Regions from separate parts of the Homo sapiens genome. Here region 1 is linked to region 2. A link is an interaction called in ENCODE POLR2A ChIA-PET data of the cell type or tissue named here. Cell type or tissue: Panc1. All regions are shown on one strand. Links, peaks and the distances in the headings refer to the core of each region. The heading gives the core; the rest is flanking DNA.

Evidence for each region. Peaks named below come from ENCODE experiments on the same cell type or tissue, not always from the same donor. Only the 100,000 strongest peaks of a DNase experiment are listed, where the experiment ranks them.
Region 1: POLR2A ChIA-PET joins it to region 2 with 15 read pairs; 5 of 35 experiments call an interaction of 5 or more read pairs at or near these places.

Annotation. Positions count from the first base shown.
Region 1 is chr1:151,171,323-151,182,551 of GRCh38, reverse strand. TMOD4 (tropomodulin 4) reads left to right here and starts at 6,571. Exons shown (of 10, transcript NM_013353.3): 1 at 6,571-6,628; 2 at 7,635-7,799; 3 at 8,005-8,161; 4 at 8,937-9,053; 5 at 10,195-10,284; 6 at 10,789-10,919; 7 at 11,012-11,119. The coding sequence starts at 7,677. VPS72 (vacuolar protein sorting 72 homolog) reads left to right here. Exons shown (of 6, transcript NM_005997.3): 5 at 4,407-4,551; 6 at 5,521-6,248. The coding sequence ends at 5,908. In Panc1, for the core only: a CTCF peak has its summit at 6,434; no DNase peak of the experiment used is centred there.
Region 2 is chr1:151,409,050-151,420,036 of GRCh38, reverse strand. It overlaps POGZ (pogo transposable element derived with ZNF domain), which reads left to right. Exons shown (of 19, transcript NM_015100.4): 11 at 7,641-7,741; 12 at 8,266-8,412. Among named protein-coding and RNA genes, the nearest start is that of PSMB4, 15 kb to the right of the region's middle. In Panc1, for the core only: no CTCF peak of the experiment used is centred there; no DNase peak of the experiment used is centred there.

The DNA.
Region 1 (11,229 bases), core at 3,230-11,229, 240 kb after region 2:
TGGAAGCTACAGAGGGGTGTGAGATTAAGGTAAAGTTGTTTTTATTTTATTCGAAGATATTAGAAATTATGTCTTTCATGAGAAAGAACTGAGTTTAAAGAAAGAGAAGAAAAAACGGTTATTAATAGTGTAGGTTTTTGGAGATGGGAGGCAAGGCTGGGAACCAGAGCAGCATGGTGGAGGAATTGGCTTCAGATGGGGGAAGGGAGAAAGAAAGTGTGGTGGCCGGGCGCCGTGGCTCACACCTGTAATCCCAGCACTTTGGAAGGCTGCGGCGGGTGGATCATCTGAGGTCAGGAGTTCGAGACCAGCCTGACCAACATGGAGAAACCCTGTCTCTACTAAAAATACAAAATATTAGCTGAGTGTGGTGGCACATGCCTGTAATCCCAGCTACTTGGGAGGCTGAGGCAGGAGAATCACTTGAACCCGGGAGGCGGGGGTTGCGGTGAGCCGAGATCGTGCCATTGCACTCCAGCCTGGGTAACAAGAGTGAAACTCTGTCTCAAAAAAAAAGAAAGAAAGTGTGGCTTAGCTGAGTGCAGTGGCTCATGCCTGTAATCCCAGCACTTTGGGAGGCCAAGGAAGGAGGATCGCTTGAGCCCAGGAGTTCAAGACCAGCCTGGGCAACATAGTGAGACCCTGTCTCTGTTTAAAAATGTGGCTTACAGTTGTAGGTTTGTAATCCAGAGGGAGGGCATGGCGGAGGTTCTCACCTGATGTCTTTTTCATTATGCAGCACCATCTGTCAAACATTAAGGATACAGCTGGAAGCTTGAGGAGACTGAGGAGCATTTAAATAGTTATTGATGTGGGATATTGAGCAGTATTGAGGGACCTGCTGAAGGCTAGGACCATGAATTTATGGTGGTTCCAGTCTGTGCTGTTATTTTTCTCCAGTAGCACTCAGCAGTCCAGATCAGGGCAAGGGAATTATTGACAGGAGAGTGACTGAAGTGATTGAAATGATACAGTGAGCAACCTAAGCATGATTTAAAAAGGAAAATGTGACTGGGCGCGGTGGCTCACATCTGTAATCCCAGCACTTTGGGAGGCCGAGGCAGGCGGATCACAAGGTAAGGAGTTCGAGACCAGCCTGGCCAACATGGTGAAACCCCGTCTCTACTAAACATACAAAAAATTAGCCAGGCATGGTGGTGCGTGCCTGTAGTCCTGGCTACTCGGGGGGCTGAGAATCACTGAGGAGAATCACTTGAACCCGGGAGGCGGAGGTTGCAGTGAGTGGAGATCGTGTCGCTACACTCCAGCCTGGGCAACAGAGTGAGACTCAAAAAAAAAAAAAAAGTAAAGTGACATGGAAAAGAAGGTTGTTAGAGATGAGGTGATAAACTGTGGCCATGCAGTGTTGAAGGGGCTACCCATGTGCACTTCGAAGTCACCAGGGTGACCCTAAGATGATGGGAATTGGGGTAGAGACGAAGAGTGGAAACCACTGCCAAAGTCTTCAGTGAATGAAGGAGTGACCATGACTAGGAAGGAGAGAAGTTAATCTAGACTCTTGGCACAGGTCTCAAAAGAGAAGGGAGTTTGCTGGTAGGCAGAAAAGCAGTGCTCTGAAAGCTACAGGGTGGGGCCCAGTAGGACATAGGTATATCCTGTAGGGATGTAAGAGAATGAGCAACCTCCACCAGAGGTCTGCAGAGAGGAGTGGTGGCCTCAGTGAATGACCAGGTTTCTGTTAAGGCAAGTCATGGAAGGAATGCTGAGTGAGGAGCTTGAGGATATAGATGAGTTGGCAGATTACAGAGCACGAGTTCCAGAGGGTGTAGGCAAGTGTTTGAAAGTAGAGGGGTTGGGCCAGGCGTGGTGGCTCACGCCTGTAATCCCAGCACTTTGGGAGGCTGAGGTGGGCGGATCACGAGGTCAGGAGTTCCAGACCATCCTGGTCAACATGGTGAAACCCCGTCTCTACTAAAAATACAAATATTAGCTGGGCATGGTGGCACGTGCCTATAGTCCCTGCTACTCAGGAGGCTGAGGCAGGAGAATTGCTTGAACCTGGGAGGGGGAGGTTGCAGGGAGCCGAGATTGTGCCACTGTACTCCAACCTGGCGACAGAGCAAGACTCTGTCTCAAAAAAGAAAAAGAAAGTAAAGGGGTTGAGGCGTTGGAAGACTGGCTCAAAGGAGAGAAAGCAGTATTATCAAACAGTTCAAGTGCAAGAGAGGTTCAATCATTGGAAGGGTTTCCAGAGTACTCTTTTTTTTTTTTTGAGACGGAGTCTTGCTCTGTCACCCAGGCTGGAGTGCGATGGCACAATCTCAGCTCACTGCAACCTCCGCCTCCCAGGTTCAAGTGATTGTCCTGCCTCAGCCTCCCGAGTAGCTGAGATTACAGGTGCAAGCCACCACGCCCAGCTAATTTTTGTATTATTAGTAGAGACAGGGTCTCACCATGTTGACCAGGTCTGTCTCAAACTCCTGACCTCAGGTGATCCACCCGCCTAGGCCTCCCAAAGTGCTGTAATTACAGGCATGAGCCACCGCACCTGGCCTCCAGAGTACTCTTTTATGGTCAGACTTTAGGGAATTGTGTTCATCATAACCATATTTAAGGACACAGAAATCTGGAGTTCATTCAGAGGAAGGGGACGAGGAATATTTTGATTCATTTTTTTTCGTATGTTTGTTTTGTCTTTGGAGATGGAGTTTCACTCTTGTTTCCCAGGCTACAGTGCGATGGTATGATCTTGGCGCACCGCAACCTCCGCCTCCCAGGTTCAAGCAATTCTCCTGCCTCAGCCTCCCGGTAGCTGGGATTATAGGCATACACCACCACATCTGGCTCATTTGGTATTTTTAGTAGAGACGGGGTTTCTCCAAGTTGGTCAGGCTGGTCTCAAACTCCCGACCTCAGGTGCTCTGCCCACCTCAGCCTCCCAAAGTGCTGGGATTACAGGCGTGAGCCACCGTGCATGGTGATTCTTTTTTTTGAGACGGAGTCTCACTCTTTTGCCCAGGCTGGAGTGCAGTGGCGCGATCTCAGCTCACTGCAAGCTCTGCCTCCTGGGTTCACGCCATTCTCCTGCCCCAGCCTCCCGAGTAGCTGGGACTACAGGTGCTCACCACCACGTCCAGCTAATTTTTTGTATTTTTAGTAGAGACAGGGTTTCTCTATGTTGGCCAAGATGGTCTTGATCTCCTGACCTCATGATCCGCACACCTTGGCCTCCCAAAGTGCTGGGGTTACAGGTGTGAGCCACCAAAAAAAGCCCAGCCCTTTTTTTTAAATTTTTAAAATTATTTATTTTTTTGAGACAGAGTTTCGCTCTTATTGCCCGCGTTGGAGTGCAATAATGCAATCTCACTTCAACCTCTGCCTCCCAGGTTCAAGCAATTCTTCTGTCTCAGCCTCCCAAGTAGCTGGGATTATAGTCATGTGCTACCACGCCCGGATAGTTTTTGTATTTTTAGTAGAGACGGGGTTTCACCATGTTGGTCAGGCTGGTCTTGAACTCCTTTCCTTAGGTGATCCACCCACCTCGGCCTCCCAAAGTGCTGGGATTACAGGCATGAGCCACTGTGCCCAGCCTTGATTCATTTATTCATTAACAAATATTTAATGAGTGCCTGTAATGTGGAAAATGCTGTATCACCCTGATAATATTTAGGCAATATGAGTTATAGTCACTGCCCTTAAGGAGGAGACATATATACCAATAGTGCATCGCCATGGAGCAGTATCACGGAGACCAGGCAGGTAACATGAAGTGTGCAGCCAGCCAGAGGGATGGTGGTGAACTGGAGAGGAGTGCCTGAAAGGAGGAACAGTTACTCAGCTCAGCTAATTGTTCCCCTGTAAGAATGCAGACCCAGGGTTGCGAGATTTTCTTGTTGTTTAAGAGCGACCAGAAATCTCTATATTTAAATATAATTTCCTACCTTACTAATTTTTTTTTTGGAGATATGATCTCACTCTGCTGCCTAGGCTGGAGTGCAATGTGGTGCCATCTCAGCTCACTGCAACCTCCACCTCCCTGGCTCAAGCGATCCTTCCACCTCAGCTTCCCAAGTAGCTGGGATTACAGGCGTGTGCCAGCACACCCAGCTGTAGGAGTGAATTGACAGGGCATTTGTAGAGGAGATTTTGGTATCTGGGAAAGCAAATAAGCTCCTCATCAAAGGGTACCTTCCAACTCTGAGGTACTATAGAGGGCCCAGGTGTACTTGAGAAATGAGCAGAGAGGATGTCAAGAAAAAACTTATAAGCAGAAAACTTACAAAATGGGAGGTGCCAGACGGCCTTAGGGGACTTCCATAGTTGTCTCTGGTAGTTGGCAGTGACTAGATAGCCAGGAAGATAATTGAGAGATCGTGGGACAGTACTGGGATATGGGAAAAAGGGACATTCTGATCATCCCCTCATTTCTTCCTTTGACCCTAAAGAGACATATGAGCGGCTCGAGGCTGATAAAAAGAAGCAGGTTCATAAGAAGCGGAAGTGCCCCGGGCCCATAATCACCTATCATTCAGTGACAGTGCCACTTGTTGGGGAGCCAGGCCCCAAGGAAGAGAACGTTGACATAGAAGGGTGAGTGAATCTCAAGAGGAAAAGAGATTGTGTGTTCAGCTCATGTTCTCTTGGCCCCATTTTGCTTGCTTTTCTCACACAGCTCTCCTTAACACTTGGAGATTTCTTTCAGATTCCTAACTCCCTTCAGCTCAATTTCTTTTTCTTTTTTTTTTTTTGAGACATGATGCTGCTCTGTCACCTAGGCTGGAATGCAGTGGTGCAGTCTCGGCTCACTGCAACCTCCACCTCCTGTGCTCAGGCGATCCTCCCACCTTAGCCTCCCAAGTAGCTGGGAGTACAGCCACACATGCTAATTTTTGTATTTTTTGTAGAGACGGTTTCGCTGTGTTGCCCAGACTCCTGGGTTAAAGTAATCGTCCCGCTTCATCTTCCTAAAATACTGGGATTACAGGTGTGAGCCACCGCGCCCAGCCCAGCTTATTTCTTTCTTATTCCTTTTTCTTTTAGCTTCTCTGTTCTTCTCTTTCCTGTTTTTCCTTCTAGCCTAGCTTTCTTTTCCCATCAGTCACTTAGTACGTTCCTCAGAATGTTCCCAACACCCTGCCTCCTTTTTCTCTTTCCTCATCTCTCTGATTTCCTTCTTTCTTTCTTTTCTTTTTTTTTTTTTTTTGAGATGGAGTCTCGCTGCTCTGTCACCCAGGCTGGAGTGTAATGGCACGATCTTGGTTCCATGCAACCTCCGCCTCCTGGCTTCAAGTGATTCTCCTGCCTCAACCTCCTGAGTAGCTGTGATTACAGGCATCCGCCACCACGCCCGGCTAATTTTTGTATTTTTAGTAGAGACAGGGTTTCACCTTGTTAGTCAGGCTGGTCTCGAACTCCTGACCTCGTCATCTGCCTGCCTCAGCCTCCCAAAGTGCTGGAATTACAGGTGTGAGCCACTGCACCCAGCCTGATTTCCTTCTTTCTGTATCTGTTGTCTTCTCTCCTCAGCTCTTTGTGTTTTTCCTTGTCTTTTGTCCTCAGACTTGATCCTGCTCCCTCGGTGTCTGCATTGACTCCTCATGCTGGGACTGGACCCGTCAACCCCCCTGCTCGCTGCTCACGTACCTTCATCACTTTTAGTGATGATGCAACTTTCGAGGAATGGTTCCCCCAAGGGCGGCCCCCAAAAGTCCCTGTTCGTGAGGTCTGTCCAGTGACCCATCGTCCAGCCCTATACCGGGACCCTGTTACAGACATACCCTATGCCACTGCTCGAGCCTTCAAGATCATTCGTGAGGCTTACAAGAAGTACATTACTGCCCATGGACTGCCGCCCACTGCCTCAGCCCTGGGCCCCGGCCCGCCACCTCCTGAGCCCCTCCCTGGCTCTGGGCCCCGAGCCTTGCGCCAGAAAATTGTCATTAAATGAAGAGATGTCTAGTCCTCAGAAACTTCTTTCCTGCCCTGATTGGGGCTCTTGCTGTTCCGTTTCTTCTCCCTGCTTCTCCCCTTTGTCATCTCTGATCTTTGCCTAATCTGTTTCTTTTTCCTTTTCCCCTAGTTCTTACAGGTTTCGTTGTGTTTTTTAATCTAATAAAATAGAAAGATCCCTTTTGTCTGGTGTCCAGTCTAGGGTTGGGAGCAAGAAGTATTTGAATACCTGCATATATTTGGGTCTTTATTCGATAGCATTTATTATGAGCTGTCCTTTCTAAATTGTATTCATTCCTCCAACTAAATTATAAACATCTGAAAATTGCACACCAAAACACATCCTTGTATTGACCTTCCTATCACTTTACACTCACTGTTTTGAATACAGCAGGCACCAAATAAGGAGGAACTGGCTGATTCTAGTCGAACTCATATGTCTCAGACTGGGGCTTGTATGAAGGGAAGTGGAAGAGATGCCATGGCTGTTAATGACCACTAGAGGCTCTCAGGGCTGGGCAGGGTATGGGGGCTGTGTATATGTGATCTCCCACTACCCCCCACCTGGCCAGAGCTAAAATAATAAAATGCTGAGCTCACTGTTCCCCCACCCTCTCCCCCGGCACCGGGCTCCTCCTGCTGCTGGGACAGTGCTCTAGTAGAACAGACAGACCTACTGACACAGGGGAGGTGAGAAGGGAGGTGACCACCAGGACTGGTAGGTGGGGAAGACAGGGGGCTTATGGATGAGAGCCCGGTGGGAGATGGGAGGAGAAGAGTGGCTCCTATGGGGAATGATGTGGAGTGTGTCCCTGTCTCTGTCACTCAGTGTATATTTCTGCCACTGTGCCGTCCTACCCCTTAACTGTGTATAGTTTACATTGTCGATGTGTCTCACATACTTTCTGGATCTTTCATATTCAGCATGGTGTGTATGCATAGCTCCTTATGCGTATCTTATATTGTACAAAATTGTGCGAGTTTAATATTCCCACTGTTTTTAAAGAAACTTTACCCTATTTACACCCATTGGTCTGGTGTCACCTTCCTGTCCAAAGCAAGGGACAGATTATGGGGACTCACAGAGGCCTTACTACCCTTCCCCCAACCTGGAAGTCCCCCAACTGCTCCGAGCCCTTGCTTTCCCTTAAGACTTCAAATTTTAGCAAACACAGAAAGTGAAATCTTGATCCCCCACAATAAAAGGGAAATGAGGATGGGGTAAGAGACTCTCTCTTCCCCTTACACCTCATTGTCCTTGGTTTTTTTATCCGGTTTAGGAAAAAGCCTGGATTATGAGGAGGAGAGGAGGAATTTCCCTGAAGCTCTCTATTCCCCCACCCCTCATCCCCTTTCAATAGGAACTGGGCATAGGACCAGCTGTGTTGGCAGGGCTTCCAGCAGCTGTGTTAGGGCGAAGGCACTGACAAGTGAGGTTATAGGGGAGGGGTGCTGCCAGGATTTCTCTGTCATACCGTGGGAAGACAAACCCAGCTTAGATGTCTGGGATCCCCATCCAGAGTGGCTGGAAGCTGGGGAAGCAGAAAGGAGACTCTAGTTCTAACTCTAAACAACCTAATCTTCCCCACTTCCCATCCTCAACTAGACTTCTAATCTCCAAGAAATCCAATCCAATGTTCTGCCCCCCTGGCTGGTCTCTTTGTGTCCCTGCTGTGTCCCTGTCCATCTTACCATTGTCCATCCTTTTGTCCCATGTTGCCCAGGCTCTGTGAGTACCACACAGTGGGGAGGGGGTGGGGGCCACCATGTCATCATATCAGAAGGAACTGGAGAAATACAGAGACATAGATGAAGATGAGATCCTAAGGACCTTGAGCCCCGAGGAGCTAGAGCAGCTGGACTGCGAACTACAGGAGATGGATCCTGAGGTAGGGGCTCCAGCACAGGGAACCAGAGGCAGTCCCAGGCATTTGGGAAGGGTGTTGGGCTCTGGGTGGCTGAGAATAGGGTTTGCTACAGGACCTAGGGTCCTAAGAAGGCCAGGGGAAAGGTGTCCGGTGATGTTTTAGGGAGCCCTAGCAGTACCTAGGTCAGAGGGGAGGTCTGACTTGCTCCCCAAAACTCATCCCTAAGAACATGCTCCTGCCAGCTGGACTAAGACAACGTGACCAGACAAAGAAGAGCCCAACGGGGCCACTGGACCGAGAGGCCCTTTTGCAGTACTTGGAGCAACAGGCACTAGAAGTCAAAGAGCGTGATGACTTGGTGCCCTTCACAGGCGAGAAGAAGGGTATGGGGACCCTGACATCCATGCCTCGTAGAACCCAAGTGGCTGTGCTGTCTCTCACTCGTCCCCACTCCAGTTTCCCTCTCACCTTCCAGCTCCTAGTTGCCTAGGGACTCAGATGCCCTGACACTTAAATGCGAGCTTGCACTCTTCAGTTCTTTTTTTTTTCTTTTTGTTTGAGACGGAGTCTCACTCTGTTGCCCAGGCTGGAGTGCAGTGGTGCAGTCTCGGCTCACTGCAAGCTCCACCTCCCGGGTTCACGCCATTCTCCTGCCTCAGCCCCCCGAGTAGCTGGGACTACAGGCGCCCACCACCACGCCCGGCTAATTTTTTAGTATTTTTAGTAGAGATGGGGTTTCACTGTGTTAGCCAGGATGGTCTCGATCTCCTGACCTCGTGATCTGCCCGCCTTAGCCTCCCAAAGTGCTGGGATTACAGGCATGAGCCACCGTGCCCGGCCGCTAATTTTTTGTATTTTTAGTAGAGATGGGGTTTCACCATGTTAGCCAGGATGGTCTCGATCTCCTGACCTCATGATCCACCCGCCTCGGCCTCCCCAAGTGCTGGGATTACAGGCGTGAGCCACAGCGCCCAGCCCCGCACTCTTCAGTTCTTGAGAGATCAGGGGGCTAAGGACTCTTGAGTTTGTAGAGGACTCAGGCTTTCCAGTGTCCCTTCGTGACGCAGCATTCTACCTCCTGGAGGAGGAAGGAAACCTGGAGGCCAGGATCTTGGGAGAAATTACCTCTACCTGAGCCATCCTTCATCTCCCCATCAGGGAAACCCTATATTCAGCCCAAGAGGGAAATCCCAGCAGAGGAGCAGATCACCCTGGAGCCTGAGCTGGAGGAGGCACTGGCACATGCCACAGATGCTGAAATGTGTGACATTGCAGGTGGGTAGCTGTGGGAAGTTGAGGGTGAGAGGATCAGGGGCAGGTGGATTCTAGCCATGACATGGGACTAGTGAGGAAGGCCCTCAACCAGAATGTGGATGTCTAAGAAAGCGTCAAGCAGTAGTTTCAAGCTTTTCTTGTTTGTTTATATATTTATTCATTTTTAAATTTAATAACACCTCAAGAGCAATTTTACAGGGATTGTAAGAGCAAATAAAAGTGGAATCATTGGGCCAGGCACCATGACTCACACCTGTAACCTCAGCACTTGGGAGGCCTGAGTGCACTTGGGAGCACTCAGGATTGCCTGAGCTCGGGAGTTCAAGACCAGCCTGGGCAACATAGTGAAACCCCGTCTCTACTAAAATACAAAAAACTGGCCGGGTGCGGTGGCTCACACCTGTAATCCCAACACTTTGGGAGGCCGAGGCGGGTGGATCACGAGGTCAGGAGATCGAGAACATCCTGGCTAACACGGTGAAACCCCGTCACTACTAAAAATACAAAAAATTAGCTGGGTGTGGTGGTGGGCGCCTGTAGTCCCAGCTACTCGGGAGGCTGAGGCAGGAGAATGGTGTGAACCCAGGAGGCCGAGCTTGCAGTGAGCCAAGATAGTGCCACTGCACTCCAGCCTGGGCAACAGAGCGAGACTCCGTCTCAAAAAACAAAAAACAAAAACAAAAACAACAACAAAAAAAATTAGCCAGGCATGGCAGCATGCACCTGTAATCCCAGTTACTTGGGAGGCTGAGGCAGAAGAATTGCTTGAACCCGGGAGGTGGAGGTGGCAGTGAGCCAAGATCGCACCACTGCACTCCAGCCTGGGGGACAGAGTGAGACTCCGTCTCGGGGGGAAAAAAAGTGGAACCATTCTGGCTGAAAGAGGAGAGTCTCTACAGACTCCTTTATCCTCTAGTGGCTCATAAGGGACCTTCCCTTAGCCCTTTCTCAATGTTTTAGAAACTACTGCCTTAAGAAGTTTATGGAAAGGACCCCTGGGGCTGAAAGAGGGTGGGAAACTTCTTTGGCAAAGTGTAAGTGGTCAGGCTTTACAAATGCAACAGATTCAGAAATAGGTAGGAGGGAGGCTTGGAACAGGTTCCTTCTCATTCCCTGTGACTCCTCTTCTTACCCTCTCCAGCAATTCTGGACATGTACACACTGATGAGTAACAAGCAATACTATGATGCCCTCTGCAGTGGAGAAATCTGCAACACTGAAGGCATTAGCAGTGAGTGTGTTTGGGGAGCATGGTCCCCAGGGCTCTGGGCAGGCAGTCCTAGTGTCTGGGAGAAGGTAGAAAAGGGTGAAATTGATGATTCTGGGAGAGGACATGCTGCATGAGTGATAAGAAAACCTGTGGAGTGCCAGGTGAGGTGGCTCATGCCTGTAATCCCAGCATTTAGGGAGGCCGAGGCAGGTGGATCACCTGAGGTCAGGAGTTCAAGACCAGCCTGGCCAACATAGTGAAACCTTGTCTCTACTAAAACTACAAAAATTAGCTGGTTGCATGCCTGTAATCCCAGATATTATACTTGGGAAGCAGAGGCACAAGAATTTCTTGAACCCGGGAGGTCAAGGCTGCTGTGAGTTGAGATTGTGCCACTGCATTCCAGCCTAGGTGGATAGAGCGAGACTCCATCTCAAAAAAAAAAAAAAAGAAAAGAAAAGAAAACCAATGGGGAGGAGATTATGGGGAACATGTTGGGGTTCCCTTCCTGCCCTCATTCACCAGGTGTGGTACAGCCTGACAAGTATAAGCCAGTGCCGGATGAACCCCCAAATCCCACAAACATTGAGGAGATACTAAAGAGGGTCCGAAGCAATGACAAGGAGCTGGAGGAGGTGAACTTGAATAATATACAGGTATTTGACTTGCATCCTCCAAACCATAACACCGGATAACCACTGACATCCGAGAGTCCCTTAGCCCACCATCTCCTATTCCCCTCCGATAGGACATCCCAATACCCATGCTAAGTGAGCTGTGTGAGGCAATGAAGGCAAATACCTATGTGCGGAGCTTCAGTCTGGTAGCCACGAGGAGTGGTGACCCCATTGCCAATGTAAGGCTAGTTGACATCCCCAGCCCTCTCCCCACATCTTACATGCACCTGTTGCATGGCTGTCATAAAGGGTTTTGCTAGGGAGTGCTATTCTCATCATGCCTTCTTAG
Region 2 (10,987 bases), core at 2,961-10,960:
TATTCCTTTTCTTGGGGGTAGAGACAGGGTCTTGCTGTGTTGCCCAGTCTGGGCACCTAACTCATTTTTACGCGTAATATGGGGGGTGGGTTTTGTTATTCCGAAGTTCCACAAATAATAAAATTACACAGAGGGAAGATAAGTTTTTCCTTATGGAAAAGAAACAATGTAGACCCTCATTGATCTTTTTTCTCTTGGTTTCCCTGACTTAATTTTTGAGTCTCTTATGACAAGATTTTATGCTTACCAAAATCACCTTTCCTTAGCATATATCAATTTTATTCTTGCAGTCTTTCGTAATTTCCTTTTTTGCACCCTTGACAGATCTGGCATGAAAGTAGTTTTTTTTTTTTTTTTTTTTTTTTTTTGAGACAGGGTCTCACTCTGTTAGCCAAGCTGGAGTGCAGTGGCACAATCTTGGCTTACTGCAATCTCCACTTCCCAGGCTAAGATGATCCTCCCAACTCAGCCTCCTGAATAGCTGGTACTACAGACACATGCCACTATGCCCAGCTAATTTTGGGGGGTTTTTTGTTTTGGGGGGTGTTTTTTGTAGAGATAGGGTTTTGCCATGCTGCCCAGGCTGGTCTCAAATTATTGAGCTCGAGCAATCCACCCACCTCAGCCTCAAAGTGCTGTGATTACTGGTGTGAGCCACCGTGCTCAGCTTTTTTTTTGGGAGACAATCGCTCTGTCACCTAGGCTGGAGTGCAGTGGCGCAGTCTTGGCTCTCTGCAACCTCTACCTCCTAGGTTCAAGCAATTATTGTGCCTCAGTCTCCCAAGTTCCTGGGATTACATGCATGTGCCACCATGCCCAGTTAATTTTTTTGTTTGTTTATTTTTAGTAGAGATGGGGTTTCGCCGTGTCGTTCAGGCTGGTCTCAAACTCCTGGCCTTAAATGATATACCTGCATCGGCCTCCCAAAGTGCTGGGATTATAGGCATGAGCCAGCATGCCCGGTCGAAAGTAACTTTTTTTCTTTTTTTCTTTTTTTTTTTTTTTTTTTTTTGAGACAGAGCTTCATTCTTTCACCCATGCTGGAGTACGGTGGCACAATCTCAGCTCACTACAACCTCCACCTTCTGGTTTCAAGCGATTCTCCTGCCTCAGCTTCCCAAGTAGCTGGGATTACAGGCGCCCACCACCATGCCCGGCTAATTTTTTGTATTTTTAGTAGAGACGGGGTTTCAGCATGTTAGCCAGGCTGGTCTCAAACTCCTGACCTCGTGATCCACCCACCTTAGCTTCCCAAAGTGCTAGGATTACAGGCATGAGCCACCGTGCCCAGCCCAAAAGTAGCTTTTTCAAAAAAAAGAATTGATGCATAATAGGTGTACATGGTTTAGGGATGCATGTGATAATCTAATATACATTTATATAATCTGTAAATATTAAATCAGTGTACTTGGAATATTCATCACTCTATGTGTTTATGCTAGAAACATTCAAATTATTCTCTTCTAGCTATTTTAAAATTTACAACAGGTTATTGTAAACTATAGTCACCCTACTGATCTACTAGGTCTTATTTCTTCTTTCAAACCATATATTTGTACCTGTTGATCAGCTTCTCTTCAACTCTCTACTCCCCTACTCTTCCCAGCCTCTGGTAACCACCATTCTACTCTCTCTCCATGAGATCTACTTTTTTTTTTAGCTCCCACATATGAGTGGGAACATGTGATATTTGTCTTTTTGTGCTTGGCTTACTTCACTTAGGGACTTCCAGTTCTAACCATGTGCTGCATGACAGAATTTCATTCTTTTTTGTGGCTATAATATTCCACTGGGTATATATACCACATCTTTTTTTTTTTTGAGAAGGAGTCTTGCTATGTCGCTCAGGCTGAGGTGCGGTAGTGCAATCTTGGCTCACCACAACCTCCACCTCCTGGGTTAAAGTGATTCTCCTGCCTTAGCCTCCTGAGTAGCTGGGATTACAGGCACACGCCACCACGCCCGGCTAATTTTTTTGTATTTTTTAGTGGAGACGGGGTTTTACCATGTTGGTCAGGCTGGTCTCAAACTCCTGACCTCATGAGCCACTGTGCCCAGCCACCACATCTTCTTTATTCATTCATCTGTTGGTGGGCACTTAGGTTGATTCTATATTTTGCCTATTGTGAACTGTGCAGCAATAAACATGGGAGTGCAGATACCTTTTCAAAAAGTAGCTTATTTTTACATGCTAATATTTTGGGGGATTTTTTTCCTTTTATTTTCTGAATTGTTTGTTAATTGTAGACATCATGATATTTTTCTCCTAAATATTTTAATATGTAGCTCTAAAAAATAAGGCCTTTTGTGTGTGTGTGTGTGTGTGTGTGTGTGTGTGTGTGTGTGTGGCCACAGTACCTTTGTTAAGATCTAATAGGCCGGCGCAGTGGCTCACGCCTGTACTCCCAGCACTTTGGGAGGCTGAGGCGGACGGATCACCTAAGGTCAGAAGTTCAAGACCAGCCTGGCCAACGTGGTGAAACCCTGTCTGTACTAAAAATACAAAAAATTAGTTGGGCATGGTGGTGCACACTTGTAATCCCAGCTGCTTGGGAAGCTGAGGCAGGAGAATTGCTTGAACCCGGGAGGCGGAGGTTGCAGTAAGCTGAGATCACACCATTGCACTACAGCTTGGGCAGCAAGAGTGAAACGCTGTCTCAAAAAAAAAAAAAGAGGGCCGGGCGCGGAGCCTCATGCATGTAATCCCAGCACTTTGGGAGGCCGAGGCGGGTGGATCACGAGGTCAGGATATCGAGACCATCCCAGACAACATGGTGAAACTCCATCTCTACTAAAATACAAAAAGTTAGCCGTGTGTGGTGGCACGCGCCTCTAATCCCAGCTATTCGGGAGGCTTAGGCAGGAGAATTACTTGAACCCGGGAGGCGAAGGTTGCAGTGAGCTGAGATCGCACCATTGCACTCCACCCTGGCGACAGAGCAAGACTCCGTCTCAAAAAAAAAAAAAAGATCTAACAGAATTAATCAGAAATCCTTAATAACATTCAATACCTACTTTATTTAAAAATTTTCTGAGTTGTCCCCAGAATATCAGTGGATCATTATATTTAATTGTGATAACAGTATCATCTTAATAACATTACAGGCCAAGGCATGGTGACTCATGCCTCTAATCCTAGCACTTTGGGAGGCCAAGGCGTGAGGATTGCTTGAGCCCAGGAGTTTGAGAACAGCCTGGCGAATATAGTGAGACCTTATCTCTCTCTGTTTTTGTATTTTTTTTTAATTAGCCAGGTGTGGTGGCTTGTGCCTGTAGCCCCAGCTGCTCAAGAGGCTGAGGTGGGAGGATTGTTTGAGCCCAGCAAGTCGAGCCAGCAGTGAGATATGATCACACCACTGCTCTCCAGCCTGGGTGACAGAGTAAGGCCCTATCTCAAAAAAAAAAAAAAAACCCAAAAAGTAGTATTACATTTTTATTCACACTTGTTTAAGAGCAGTGCAGTGACTTGAAGGAGCTTGTATGGCCCTAGGGTTCTTTTCATAAGTTTGTCTAATGCTGATTCTTAGTCTTTTTTGAGACAGAATCTCACCCTGTCACACAGGCTGGAATGCAGTGACGCAATCACAGCTCAGTGCAACTTAAGCCTCCTGGGTTCAGGCAGTTCTCCTGCCTCATCCTTCCAAGTAGCTGGGACTACAGGCATGTTGGCCAGGCTGGTCTCTAACTCCTAGCCTCAAGTGAGCCACCCGCTTTGGCCTCCCAGAGTGCTGGGATTACAGGCGTGAGCCACCGCACTCTGTCTGATTCATAGTCTTTTTTTTTTTCTTTTCTTTCTTTTTCTTTTTTTTTTTTTTTTTTTTTTTTTGAGATGGAGTTTCACTCTTGTCACCCAGGCTGGTGTGTGCAGTGGCACAGTCTCAGCTCACTGCAACCTCCGCGTCACAGGTTCAAGCAATTCTTCTGCCTCAGCCTCCCGAGTAGCTGGGATTACAGGCGTGCACCACCACACCCGGCTAATTTTTGTATTAGAGGCGGGGTTTCGCCATGTTGGCCAGGCTGGTCTTGAACTCCTGACTTCAGATGATCCGCCTGCCTCTGCCTCCCAAAGCTCTGAGATTACAGGCGTGAGCCAGTGCACCCGGCCCTGATTCATAGTCTTTTAATATTTATGTCTAATACAGAAATCTTAACCTGCTTGGTGGTGAGGTGTCCTGTGAGCCCCTTGAAATTACATATAAACTTTGCCTGTGTGTGTGCATTTTTCAAGGGAGAGGTTGCATAGCTTTTGTTAGTGTGAGATTTGGGACTAAAAAATGGTTAAGACTGTTAGTTATTATTCCTGTTTTCCATAGTGGCTATCTTAAGGTACATTTCTTCAAATATTCTTTTTTTTTTTTTTTTTTTTGAGACGGAGTCTCGCTCTTTTGCCCAGGCTGGAGTGCAGTGGTGCGATCTCGGCTCACTGCAAGCTCTGTCTCCTGGGTTCACGCCATTCTTCTGCCTCAGCCTCCCGAGTAGCTGGGACTACAGGCACCCACCACCACGCCCGGCTAATTTTTTTGCATTTTTAGTAGAGACGGGGTTTCATCGTGTTAGCCAGGATAGAATGGTCTCGATCTCCTGAACTCGTGATCCACCGGCCTCGGCCTCCCAAAGTGCTGGGATTACAGGCGTGAGCCACCACACCCGGCCCATTTCTTCAAATATTATAACATTTTTCTTCCTGGCATTGTTACCTCCACTTCCTGAGCATCTCATTAAAGGTAACAGATGTAGGTTATTCTAATCTTTCAAAAAATCTTGTGTTAGTGGAAAGGAGAAAGTTTGAGGAAGAAATAGGATTGAGAGAAGGATGCTTTAAGGAGCTTAACCATGTTTAGGAGTCGGAGCCTGTCGGGGTTGGGGAAGATTGAAGACAGGGAAAACAAATTGACAAAATCTTGGAATACATGGCATGATGAGGTTGGATGAGCCTTAGGAAGGTACAAGAGATCTATCCTTCCATAATTTGGAAAACAAGCAGCAGAAGTTACAGTTGTTCATGCCTATTTCCTCAAAGTAGGAGATTGTGTTAGGTGTTAAGGAGGGTGATGGTGCTCAGAGGGACAGTTAGGACAGCCACCATGGAGAATCAATTCATTTTCCCTCTTGAATCTTTTTCTGTATTAGCTCCTTCCCCTGTAGAACTGATGTGTCAAAGGTTACCAGAGATCTCTTAAATCCCCTTATATTTGAGTTCCTACCTCACTAGTTTTCTTGAGATAACACAATGTAAATCTTTTTTTTCTTTTTTTTGAGGGAGTTTCGCTCTTGTTGCCCAGGCTGGAGTGTAGTGGCGCCATCTTGGCTCACCGCAGCCTCTGCCTCCCAGCTTCAAGCGATTCTCTTGCCTCAGCCTCCCAAGTAGCTGGGACTACAGACATGCATTACTGTGCCCGGCTGATTTTGTATTTTTAGTAGAGACAGGGTTTCTCCATGTTGGTCAGGCTTGTCTTGAACTCCCAACCTCAGGTGATCCGCCTGCCTTGGCCTCCCAAAGTGTTGGGATTACAGGCATGAGCCACCGTGCCCAGCCAACACATGTAAATCTTAACCTGATGCTTGTACATTAGAAATTGCTTAATAAGTGTTTTTATTATTGATGTTGCATGACAGCTGTGAAAATAGAGCTGATAAATAGGTTATAGGAGAAAGAGTGAATGAGATTGCCCAGGGAAAACATAGACTAAGAAAGGCCTGGACAAAATATTGCTTAAAGGTGTTCTAGAAGAGAAAAATGAGAGAGGTAAACAAATCGGGGGGTGAGTGGAAAAGAGATAATATCGTTATGTTGCTAGTTAACTGTTTCCCAAACATGTGGTTAACTTTCATACCTACTTGCCTTTCCTCCTGCTTTTCTCTTGGTCCTCTCTCTGGCTGGCTGAGCCCCATTCTTTGACAATTCAGCTTTTATATGTTGTTATAGCTTTTCCTCATTCCTTTATGCAGAATTTCTTATTTATCCATGTCCTCATAGCACCTAATGTACCTGTAGACAGTGTTTCTAAATGGAGTTGCAGACCTCTTTGAGAATAAATATGAAATGTTTGAATCCTCTTCCTAGAAAAATCTACATTTTACTCTTTTGCAAATAATTTCAGAGAAAGCCTGGATTCCTAGAGGCCTGTTCCATAGACCCCAGATTAAGAACCCCTGGCTTTTGTTTGTTTGTTTTACTTTAAAAAATTACTTGGCTAGGCACAGTGGCTCATACCTGTAATTCTGGTACTTTGGGAGGCTGAGATGGGAGGATTGCTTGAGCTTGGGAGGTCAGGGTTGCAGTGAGCCATGATTGAGCCACTGCGCTCTAGCGTGCGAGACAGAACGAGACTCTGTCTCAAAACAAAAATCCAGGGTTCTCGGTAGTTAAAAAAAGAAAAAAGAATTATTTCAACTTTATTCATATTTCTTTGGCTGGGGTGTAGGGGGCTGGGGGCGGGGGGAGGTTAGACATTGTCCAGTAAATGCCCAAGGCTTTAAGCTTCCAGTTTTCATATTTGCAAAAACTTGAAACTAATTCCATTAAAGTGACAAAAATGTAAATAATCTCTCTCTTTTTGCCATACTGTATAATTAAAAATATGTAGCAGTTAAAAGTCTTACCAAAATTGGCCGGTGCACTGGCTCACACCTGTAATTCTAGCACTTTGGGAGACTGAAGTGGATTGACAAAAGGATTGCTTGAGGCCAGGAGTTTCCGACCAGCCTGGGCAACATGGCGAGACCCTGTCCCTACAAAAAAAAATTTTTTTTAATTACTTGGGCATGGTGGTGCACCACTGTAGTCCTAGCTACTTGGGAGGCTGAAACAGGAGGCTCGCTTGAGCTCAAAGGATAGTCCTAGCTACTCAGGAGGCTGCGGTGAGCTATGATCATGCTCCAGCCTGAGCAACAGTGAGATTCTGTCTCTTAAAAAAAAAAAAAAAAAAAAAAGCCCAGGCACGGTGGCTCACACCTATAATCCCAGCACTTTGGGAGGCTGGGACAGGTAGATCACCTGAGGTCAGGAGTTCGAGACCAACCTGGCCAACATGAAATTACCAAAAATTGTCTCAGAAGTTTGACAAAATTGTTCATTTGTGTCATAAAATTTTGTCAAAATTTTTTCTCATAAGCTTGACAAAATGGACAATTTCAAAGAGAGTAGGAGGTATTGGAGGCCAGCTGATTAGCAGTGGGAAATCATATGGGCTAGTACCAAGTTTTTGCCTTATTATAAGTATAGAGAAGTGACAGTTCCTACATGCAGTTTGAAATAATGGTGACAGAATGCAGGGTTTGGAATCCGAGATAGTGCCTAAATTTTGAGCTCAGGAAGAAATGGGGAAAGGAAAAAGGGAAACAGTGGTAAGACAGGAGGATGCTGAATTAGGTTAGAGTTGACGATAGAATAACCAATTTAAAATGTCTTATAGATAAAATCTAGAATGAAGCTTTGGTAAGAAGTCTGAGCTACGTACATAAGATTATCAGCAACATATATGTTAAGGTGGAGCCATTTAAAGAAAGAACAGAAGGGACCTATGATTTACTGATTGTTGAAAATCAAAATAAAGGAGGCAGAGAAAATAAAGATTGTGAGTCAGCAGGACTTTTGTCTTATTTTCAAGTGGATTTATTGATTACTTTTCTTCTTACAGCCAAGTGCAAGATCTGTGAATGGGCGTTTGAAAGTGAGCCACTATTTCTCCAGCATATGAAGGATACTCATAAGCCTGGAGAGATGCCTTATGTTTGCCAGGTATTGCCTTTTTCTCCAGGGAGTTTTAGCAGTTTTGCCCTCAGGAAGAATACAAAGAATTTACTAATGAATATTGTTGACCACCTACTGCATACACTCAGTTTAGGAACTCTGAGTAGGTACAGAAGAAATAGTAAACACAGTTTATCTTCAGGGTTTCCATGCAGGAGAAAAACATAAAAGAACATGTCCACAAGTAGACTAGCCGGGAACATGTGCATATTCTAAGGGAGTGTCTGTCTCCTGAACGTGCCCTTTGGAAATTGACAGAAAAGGCTTTATTTTTCTTAGTTAGAGAACATGGATTATTCTTAGACTTTCTGTCCCTTCCTATTTTTAAAGTAATAGCTAAACCTATCACAAACATAGCCCAGCATTACAAAGTCAGGAAAATAATTTGATTTCTATGCATTTGAGAAAACTTTTTTTTTTTAATTTAAAAATTTTTGTTGCTACCTTTTTTTTTAAGGCCTCTCAGTTGTTCACTTCATTCTTAGCCTTATTTTCCCTCCTATGTGACTCAGGTGTGTCAATATCGCTCCTCACTCTACTCTGAGGTAGATGTCCATTTTCGGATGATCCATGAGGATACCCGGCATCTGCTCTGCCCTTATTGCCTGAAGGTCTTCAAAAATGGCAATGCATTCCAACAGCATTACATGAGGCACCAGGTACTAGGCACCAAGCAATTCCCATATTCTCTTGTTTTTTTTTTTTTTAAACATGGATGCTGGGGCCAGGGCTGAGCTAGGCAAATAATTTGGGCAGAGATTATAATATGCATATGTTTGCAGAAATTTATTGAATTCACTTAATGTGCCATGTACTAGTCTAGATGCTAGAGATTTAGTAGTAAACAAGGCAAACAATACAATAAAACATGAAGAGTACTGTGTTGGGGAAATTATAGGATATAGAAAATCACATAGCTATTCTGGGTGCCTAGTAAGGCTTCCAGAAAGAAGTGTTGTTCAATACCTGAGGGATGAATAAGAATGAGCCAGATGAAATAAGACGAAGAACAGTGTGCCCAAGGCACAAAGCAAAATTGTGGAGGTTCAAGAAATTGAGAGAGATTCAGTGTAGGGTGTAAGAGACAGAGGGGTTGGAAGTTAGGCAGGGACAGATCATGGAGGATCTTTTAAGCCATGAAAAGAATTCACTGGGAAGCCACTAAAGGGGTTTTAAGCCCTGGAGTGATGTGTTCAGCTTTAGTTAAGGCTTTATACTGCCTGCACTGCAGAGAATGGATTAAAGGAGATTGAGACTACAGTTAGGGAAACTAGCTAGAAGGCCTTTTTCAGTAGTTTAGGTGAGAGATGATAGTGGCTATTGGCTTTTGAAATAAAAAGAGGGTAGAGTTGAGAGATATTCAGAAGATTTGTGATATTTATGATGTAGAGATGGATTAGGTGAAGGTAGCAATGCAGTAGTTAAGAATAGTGCCTAAGATTCTGTCTTGGGCAGTTGGGTGAATGAGGGAACTATTTGCTGAAATAGAAACAATAGAGAAAGTATATTTGTGAGGGGGGAGATCATGAGCTTGGATATTGTAAGTTAGCAGTATCTGTGGATGTCAAGTGTAGCTGTTGGATAATAGATCTCAAGCCTGTGAGAGAACTCTGGGTTGTAGAAAAGATTTAGGAATCAGCGTTATATAAATCCTATAGATTTTAAACTTAAATACCATGGGCCCCCCAACCCTGTTGAGAATAAGAGAAGGCTTAGGATATTTGAAGTCCCTTATCTATAAAGCAACCACCATAGTACTAGGAGGAAAACCAGAAGAGTCTTAACCTTAAGGAAACTGGGGAGAAGAAAGTGTTTTAAAGAAAAGGGTGTGATCAAAATGTCATATGTTACAGGAAGGTGTCAAGCAACATAGAGACTTAGAAACAGGCCTTTAATTTAGCAACATTGATGAGAGCCATTTTGTTGGTTGGTAGGGTGGAAGTCACATTTCAGCAGAACAAATGAATGAGAGGTAAGGAAATGAAGACGATGTATTTAAAGAAGTTTATTTATAAAAAGGGAGGACCCAGGGTAGGTAAATCCAGAGGAAGAAGTGGCAAAGAAGAGTTTTTTATTGCTTTTATTTTCCTTATAAGATGAAAAGCTATGACTTCGTTTTAAAATACTACAAGAAGAGAGCCACTAGAGGAGAGTGAAAGGTATATAGTATATAAGAGAGGATTCAAAATGGAGAATAAGATGAGTGCATGTGTGCTTAATAGTCACATACATATGCACACAAACATATGTACCCTATTACACTCATAGTCTCCTTTGCACAGTAGTGACTGCTGATTGTCTACCACAACTGTATTTCCAAATAGGGGCATGGAAATTGTCTCTTAGCCTAAGCTTACAGAGCTTTGTTATCCTACTAAAGAAAATCATAGACATGGGTTCTATTTTTGAAGGACTTCAATACTAGGCAGACTGAATCCTCAAAGTGGTCTCACCAGGAGACATATCTGTATATACTGATGTGTTAAGTGAGAAAACAGCAAGGTATAGACAAGTGCTATCATTTGTGTTAAAAGGAGAAAAAGAAGAGGGCTGAGGTGGGAGGATCACTTGAGCCCAGGAGGTGGAGTCCAGCCTGGGCAACATGGTGAGACAACATCTCTACAAAAAGGAAAGGGAAAAAAGTAAGGGCCAGGCACAGTGATGCACGCCTGTAATCCCAACACTTTGGGAGGCCAAGGCAGGTAGATCACTTGAACCCAGGAGTTGAAGACCAGCCTGGGCAACATGGTGACACCCCGTCTCTACAAAAAAATACAAAAAGTAGCCGGGCGTGGTGGCACGTGCCTGTAGTCCCAGCTACTTGGGACGTGCAGTGAGCTATGAACATGCCACTGCACTCCAGCCTGGGCTACAGAGAGAGACCCTGTCTCAAAAAAAGGGGGCGAGGCAGGTAATGATTGGATATGAATGTATTTGTGATACAGTTATATGTGTAGACTGCCCACGAAAGCATACTCAGGAAACTGGTAATAAGTTGTTTGTATGGAAGGGGACTGAGTGTTGGAGTTGAAAGCAAAGTTGGAAGAGTATAGAAAAAAAAGTATGACTTTAGTTTACTATGTACATTGTCCTTTTTTAAAAAAAGAAGAATGAAGAATGTCCAGAAGAATGTCCAGTTGTCAGCAGTGTAAAGATATAATACAAATAAAGGTTACATCACTCATTCAAATTGTTAAAACAAGTCAGGAAAGGATGATTTGAGAACTTAGTCAT